3 separate regions of the Homo sapiens genome follow, and regions 2 and 3 are each linked to region 1. A link is a loop called in an ENCODE intact Hi-C map of the cell type or tissue named here. Cell type or tissue: B cell. All regions are shown on one strand. Region 1 overlaps ZNF19 (zinc finger protein 19). Region 2 holds the start of DHODH (dihydroorotate dehydrogenase (quinone)). Region 3 overlaps LOC105371334 (a long non-coding RNA gene).

Region 1 (2,500 bases):
AACACCATTCTGCTTACCAGAGGGAAAATGGAGAGTGACTGCTGATGGTTATGAGGTTCCTTTGGGGAGATGAAAATGTCCTGAAACTGATTGTGGTGATGTTTGCGCAAGTCTCTGAACACACTAAAACCTATTTAATTTTATACTCTGCATTGATGAATTGTATGGTGTGTGAATTAAATGTTAATAAGGCAGGTGTGTGTGTGTGTGTTCAGTATTTTTGAAACTAAATTCTTTCACCTTCTTGCCTGAAACCAGCTCCTCTTCTTCAATTCCTGATCTCAGCTAATGGCACCTTCATCTATCAGGTCATCCAAAATTCATGGCTATTATAGATTGCTCTGGCTGCCTTGTATTCAGTCATTAAAAAAAAAAATGTCCACCGTTTTCACTTCCTAAATAGTTACTTAATATATCCCTCCTTAGACCTGGTCTTTCTTTCTTTTTGTTTTTTTTTGTTTTTTTGGTTTTTTTTTTTTTTGAGATGGAGTTTTGCTTTTGTCGCCCAGGCTGGAGTGCAATGGCACAATCTCGGCTCACTGCAACCTCCACCTCTCGGGTTCAAGCAATTCTCCTGCCTCAGCCTCCCGAGTAGCTGGGATTACAGGTGCCCGCCATTACGCCTGGCTAATTTTTGTATTTTTAGTAGAGACGAGGTTTCACCACGTTGACCAGGCTGGTCTCGAACTCCTGACCTCAGGTGATCTGCCCGCCTTGGCCTCCGAAAGTGCTGGGATTACAGGCGTGAGCCACCGCGCCTGGCCTGCTGACCTGGTCTTTCTTAACGTGTCTGGGTCTTTACCTCTAAGGAGGACAGCTTTTTTGTGCAAAGACCCTTTGGCAGTCTGGTGACACCTTCAAAACCAATGAACATACAATTAAACAGTTTTTTAGAATTTGTGATACAGAAATATAAGTGCAGCTTTACCAACGTGATGAAATGTAATGACAAGACTTGAGGTGGGCCCGATAACAACAAGGACAATTTCAAATTAGTGACGAGAATAGCCATATTCTGAGATCTGCATCAACTGTAATGTGATATGAAAATATCTGTGATTTCTATCGGTGACAGTCACAGATACGGCTGATACTACAGTAGTTTGTTGCCAACATAGAAGAAAATGCTAAATTTCGGTTAGAGATTAGCGAAAACAATGATATACTTTCTTTCCTATTCAAGGTCTCTGAGGATCCCCGGGTGGAAACTCCTCCCGGGAGTAAAACCACACAACCACTGAGAAGACCGCTCCGGCATCCTAGAGAGTACGCGTGTGAGCCTGGGTGCAAGGCCAAAGTAGTGACGCACTTCCGTTCACGCACCGCTTTCTGTTTTTCCTGAGGTGAGTGTTGGGGTTTGTCGCCTAGGAGTCCTTGCTAGGCTCAGGCACTGCACCTCTAGAGAAGGCTGTCGGCTTCGTCCCTGCTGCCTCAGTGGAGGGAGACAGGGCGGCCCCTCCGGGACCGGGGAGCGGAGGCTGCTCGCGGGCCGGTCCCGGTCTCCCTCTGGTGCCTTCGCTCCCCCACGCCTGCATCGGCGCCTTGGGAAATGGAGGCTGTGGATATGGGCGGCTGGATGGAAGGGACGCCTCTGTTCTCGACGCCGCCCAAACCCCATCTGCTCATTGGGCCACAGCTGCTTACTGAGCAGCTATGTGCCAGTTCCTGCTCTAGATTCCGGGGATGCAGCGGTGAATGAGGCGGGGCGTGGGCCCCGCCCCCAGGAAGCTTTCCGCCCAATGGGAAAGTCATGTATTAATCAAATCTGGTTATTTCACTCCACCTGCCCGTGACTTAGTGCACGTAGATCGAAGACCAAGTTCTTGACGTGCACAAAGTGTGGCTTTGTCCCTTGTGACTTCTTCAGCATCATCTAACAGCACACTCTCCTTTGACTGCTACTACAGTGTTCTTGATCCTTCACTACTAGAACATGGCTTTTGCGTATGCTGTTACTTTTGTAAAGATTTCCTTCATACCTTAGTTAATTTATTTTCTTAAGCTTCCCATCCACGTTAGTTTCCCCTGGCAGTGATTTAAATTGTGGACTTAAAAGTTATTTGAGAGAATCTTGATTAATGTGTCTTTCCTTTAGACTAAGCTCTGCGAGGGACAGGATCATGCCCCTTCTCTCTCTACTTCATCTGTTGTGTGTCACACGTGGCCTTGCATGAAATATGTATGAGATAAATATTTGTTGAATGAAGAAAGCACAAATCAATATATAATTTCAAACTGGATTAAGTGGTATATAGGAAAAGGAGTACGGTGCGAGTGGAGTGTTTAACAGAGACACCTGACCTGGTCTGTAGAGCGATCATGATCTGAAGGTGAAGGGTGGATAGATTACTGGAGAGAATGGCGGCTAGATTACTGGAGAGAATGGCAGGCAGAGAATCTCAGTTGTAATGGTTCTGAGATTGGAGAAGAGTAGTTCATACAGAAGAAACAGCAGGTATGAAGGTCCTGAGTTAGCACAGAGGAAACTGAAAGAAGGCCA
Region 2 (2,500 bases), 520 kb before region 1:
AGCCAGTCGTGGTGGCGCGCGCCTGTAATCTCAGCTACGCAGGAGGCCGAGGCAGGAAAATCGGTTGAACCCGGGAGGCGGAGGTTGCAGTGAGCCAAGATCGCGCCACTGCACTCCAGCCTGGGCGACAGCCCAAGACTCCGTCTCAAATAAACATATAAAAAGAAAGTCAAGGTTATTCATTGCCTCCCTTGGAGACTGTACTCCCCCCCACCATGTCAATCAACAAATATCTGAACACCTATTTTTTTTTTTTTTTTTTTTTTTTTTGAGACGGAGTCTCGCTCTGTCGCCCAGGCCGGACTGCGGACTGCAGTGGCGCAATCTCGGCTCACTGCAAGCTCCGCTTCCCGGGTTCACGCCATTCTCCTGCCTCAGCCTCCCGAGTAGCTGGGACTACAGGCGCCCGCCACCGCGCCCGGCTAATTTTTTGTATTTTTAGTAGAGACGGGGTTTCACCTTGTTAGCCAGGATGGTCTCGATCTCCTGACCTCATGATCCACCCGCCTCGGCCTCCCAAAGTGCTGGGATTACAGGCGTGAGCCACCGCGCCCGGCCTCTGAACACCTATTACATACGGGGATACAGCTAAGAACTTTTCACAGAGACCCCCGCCCCTAACAAAACTTTACCTAAAAGGGTTGGGAGCATGTCCTACTCTAGTTTCATTCCCCGTTGGATCCGGCACACAACGCTAGGCGGTCATGTGTTCACTAAGCACCCCTGTGCCAGGCTCAAAAACATGGCCCAGGCGCAGACACTCAGATCAGCACCCACCCAGACCTGCAGGCGCTGTCTGCACACGCCTGACCGAGTCCACGTGCAAATGCACACGCACGAGCATTTGCAGGAGACCCCGGAAACACGCACACGTCCCAGGGGGGCCCACACTCCCGGAGCCGCCTTCGGTCCATGCCTCGCCCGGCCTGACTCTCCGTTCTCGCCCTCCCCGGTCCCTGGTCCCCCATCCACACTGCTCACTCGCGGGACTCACTTTCAGGTGTCTCCACGCCATGCTCCTTCCGTCATTAAGCCCGCCCCTGTCTCCCTTCCATTGGAGGAGATGGTGGCGGCCCCTCTTGTCTCCGCCCCTTAGCCGCCAACCCACCAGTCGCCGGGCAGAAGGGTTGAGAGGACGCCTCCGCGCAGCGGGGAAGGCCCGGCACCACCCCCAGGTTCTGGTTGGGTGCACGTGCGCAGTAGCGGCGGCCACGCCTCTTCCGCCCGCCCTCTCCCAGCCTGCCCGCTTGATCGCCGGCTGTTGGCGGAGATGAGATGCCGCTGCACGGTGTTTGTCCGTACTACCGCAGCCTCGAATCCAAGAGTCCGCGAGCATCAAAACACTGTGTTTCACACCAGAAATATTTGTACAGTTTTTATCACTTTAAAAAATAAATTTTACTGCTGTGTTGATATAAAGATGAATATGTTAATATATAAACTTTTTCAACTTAAAAGTTGATTTTTCTTAAGGTTTTTTAAGGAAATTAAAACATTTTCTTGAGGCCGGGCATGGTGGCTCACGCCTGTAGTCCCAGCACTTTGGGAGGCTGAGGCAGGCAGATCACTTGAGGTCAGGAGTTCGAGACCTGGTCAACACCCAAAACCCCGTGTCTACTAAAAAATAAAATAAAATACAAAAATTAGCCGGGCGTAGTGGCAGGCGCCTGTAATCCCAGGTACTCGGGAGGCTGAGGCAGGAGAATCGCTTGAACCCAGAAGGTGGAGGTTGCAGTGAGCCGAGATAGCACCACTGCACTCCAGCCTGGGCGACAAAGCAAGACTCTGTCTCAAAAACAAACAAAGAAAAATAACCAAAAAAAAAAAATTTCTTGAGATCCTAAAAGTGTCAGAGGCCCTTCCCTGGCCCTGCGCCTGTTGTGCCTCCTGGAGAAAGTGGCCCTGGTTATACCTTGGCATTGTGGTGCAACAGATGTGGAGGTATTTTTTTAAATACTGTTTCTAATCAAGACCCTGAGTGTGCAGGCCCGTTGGAGTGTGGTTTACTGCGGTGATTTTTTTTTTTTTTTTTTTTTTTTTTTGACAGAGTCTTGCTCTGTTGCCCAGGCTGCAGTGCAGTGGCGCGATCTCGGCTCACTACAAGCTCCGCCTCCCGGGTTCACGCCATTCTCCTGCGTCAGCCTCCCGAGTAGCTGGGACTACAGGCGCCCGCAACCATGCCCGGCTCATTGTTTTGTATTTTAGAGACGGGGTTTCACCGTGTTAGCCAGGATGGTACTGCGGTGATTTATGACGACCTAATGTGTCACTTTGTAGTCCTCTGAAGCAATCGTGCCCTCACGAAGAATTTTGAAATGTCTTACCTAATGATGTCCTGGCCGTTGGAGAATAGCCTCTGTAGACTTAGGTGTCAACAGCATTAATCAGATACTTATTGTTTGGAGGCTCTACACCCATCCGTGTCATTTTTGTCCAGTTGCAGTGTTCCCGCCATCAGCTGAAATAGCTGGGTTATTGTCGTAGCAGAAATTAGAGCAAA
Region 3 (2,500 bases), 130 kb before region 1:
AGCCTGGCCAACGTTGTGAAACCCTGTCTCTACTAAAAATACAAAAATTAGCCGGGTTTGGTGGCGTGCGCCTGTAATCCCAGCTACTCAGGAGGCTGAGGTAGGAGAATCACTTGAACCCGGGAGGCGGAGGTTGCAGTGAGCCGAGATCGGGCCACTGCACCGCAGCCTGGGAGAGAGAGCGAGACTCCCATCTCAAAAAAAAAAAAAAAAAAGAAAAAAAGAAAGAAACTCTCACATAGATATAAAATGAACATGTTCAAGATTTTCTTTAACTCAATGATCATTGAAGAAATCAAGCAGATATTACAATAGGTTCAAAAAATAGACCCATTTGTAGACCAGGAATAATGAAATAAATGTGCAAATGGAGGCAAACGGATTTTTTTTTTTACAGAGGGTAAGCAAAATCAATTGACTTTCTACTAGACAGAACATAATTTGCATGTTTATAAACAATAATTTTTTTTTTGCATTGCCAGCAATTAGCTATTTTGTAAAATAGCTCAAAGTCAATGAAAGACTAGAGTCAGATACCCTGGAGGAGTATTCTCTAGACAATGAAGTTTTTCACTGAAGTTCAAGTGGAAAGGCATTGGTTTTCCTCCAGCTGGAAAGGTGAGATATTAAACGGTCTGGGAGCTTTGGGGTTTGGGAAAATCTGGGTTTGAGGCTAGTCCGGAGAAGAAGTAGCGCCTCCCGGTGATTCTGATTCAGCAGGCTGGGAACAGAGCCCGGGCATCTGTGTTTTCGAATAGCTCCATCAGGCACCCTAATTAAGAACCGGTGTGTTAATTTAGCACTCAATATTCCATCCTAAAGGAGAATCTAATGTAAGAATAATCCAAATATTTACCTAAGTTTTTCTTTAAACAAATAAACATTTCTATTGATTTTGGGTACAGGCAATGGCATTTGGGGACAGAGCTGACTTTTCCCATTTGGTTTCTTTGAATGGTTTCTTTCAGCCTTCACTTATGAGGGAGGCAGTCCTTAGGTATGTGGATCAAGGGGGAAATCCTTGCACATTCCCCGCGAGATCTTTTGATTCTCTTCCCCACTCAGCACATCCTGTGCTTGCTGTCAGACCCTAGACTCAAGCTCTGGTGGCAGAGGGGACTTCTGGCTGGGTTAGTTCCTACGCAGGCGCTCTAGGTGGGAAAGGGAGCCTGCAGGGGGCCCAGAGCTGGCCAGCAGGGGGCAGCACAGGCTCAGGCTGGGAGGCGCGGGAGCCCATAGGATGCCGTCTTCCTCAGTTTCGAGAATCCCCTCCCCCGACTCAGCCTGGGTGACCAGAGTTCTCTCATCCAGCTGTGAAACAACGCCTGGAGTTCACTATTTAGGTTCACTAAATAGGTTCACTATTTCCTGAACTTCGCCTAATACACAGGTGAGACTGAGCTTGGGAAATCACTCACCCTCCCTCTGCCCAAAATGCAACCCTCTCGCTTGCAAAATGGGGATAATTGTACCTACTTCATAGGCTTAAATAAGTAATATGCATAACACACTGGAGCAGTGCCTAACATATATTTAAACTACACATGTATTAGCTATTCTTTTATTTTATTTAAAATTTTTTTTAGAGACAGGGGTCTTACTATATTGCCCAGGCTGGTCTTGAACTCCTGGGTTCAAGCCATCCTCCTGCCTCAGCCTCCAAAGTCCTGGGATGACAGGTGTGAGCCCCCGCGCCTGGCCTGTATTAGCTATTGTTATTGCATTGCTACCGCTTATCAGGCACTGTGGATGCCACTGTGATGCAAGGAAGAGAAATAAGATAGCCGTGCTGGCTGAGAGCTCACAGCCTCATGAGAGAGGCAGCTAAGTAAATTCTTTGTGACACTGGGAAGAAAAAGATGAGCATGAGATGTGGGCAGGGTATGGAGGCAGAAGTAACCAAAAGTCTTTGGGAGGCTGAGGCAGGCAGATCATCTGAGGTCAGGAGTTCGAGACCAGCCTGGCCAACATGGAGAAACCTTGTCTCTATTAAAAATACAAAAATTAGCTGGGTGTGGTGGTGTGCGCCTGTGGTCCCAGCTACTCGGGAGGCTGAGGTAGGAGAATCACTTGAATCCAGGAGGTGGAGGTTGCAGTGGGCAGAGATCACCCCACTGCACTCCAGCCTGGGCAACAGAGCAAGACTCTCAAAAAAAAAAAAAAAAAGGAACCAAAAGCAACGAAGGAGTGAAGGGAGAGCATTCCCTTCGCCCTCTGAAGGGTTGCTGAAAATTAACTGACAAAAGGCAGATTAATAGGAGAAATAGAAATTTATTAATGTGTCGGAGAGTCTTACAAAATATAAGATCTCAAAGAAAGGGAAGAGGGTTGTATGCCTTTTTTTTTTTTTTTTTGGAGACAGAGTCTCGCTGCCGCCCAGCCTGGAGTACAATAGTGTGATCTTGGCTCACTGCAACCTTCGCCTCCCAGGTTCAAGCAATTCTCCTGCCTCAGCCTCCAAGTAGCTGGGATTACAGGTGTGTGCCACCAAACCTGACTA

Evidence for each region. A loop is a pair of places that touch in the nucleus more often than their neighbours do. Peaks named below come from ENCODE experiments on the same cell type or tissue, not always from the same donor. Only the 100,000 strongest peaks of a DNase experiment are listed, where the experiment ranks them.
Region 2: it touches region 1 in a loop (9-fold over the local background); 4 of 110 quality-filtered maps call a loop at or near these places.
Region 3: it touches region 1 in a loop (13-fold over the local background); 10 of 110 quality-filtered maps call a loop at or near these places.

Annotation. Positions count from the first base shown.
Region 1 is chr16:71,483,432-71,485,931 of GRCh38, reverse strand. ZNF19 (zinc finger protein 19) reads left to right here. Exons shown (of 6, transcript NM_006961.4): 2 at 1,184-1,343. Among named protein-coding and RNA genes, the nearest start is that of ZNF19, 4.6 kb to the left of the region's middle. RefSeq lists a silencer at 1,308-1,587 and an enhancer at 1,155-2,064. In B cell, no CTCF peak of the experiment used is centred here; DNase peaks (open chromatin) are centred at 1,541 and 1,671; H3K4me3 peaks cover 1,726 bases; H3K27ac peaks cover 1,788 bases.
Region 2 is chr16:72,007,280-72,009,779 of GRCh38, reverse strand. DHODH (dihydroorotate dehydrogenase (quinone)) reads right to left here and starts at 1,036. Exons shown (of 9, transcript NM_001361.5): 1 at 995-1,036. The coding sequence starts at 1,015. RefSeq lists silencers at 1,042-1,241, 1,185-1,284. In B cell, no CTCF peak of the experiment used is centred here; a DNase peak (open chromatin) is centred at 1,099; H3K4me3 peaks cover 1,368 bases; H3K27ac peaks cover 1,333 bases.
Region 3 is chr16:71,609,892-71,612,391 of GRCh38, reverse strand. It overlaps LOC105371334 (a long non-coding RNA gene), which reads left to right. Exons shown (of 3, transcript XR_933717.2): 2 at 483-618. Among named protein-coding and RNA genes, the nearest start is that of MARVELD3, 15 kb to the left of the region's middle. In B cell, CTCF peaks have their summits at 1,015 and 1,214 (motif pointing right); a DNase peak (open chromatin) is centred at 1,191.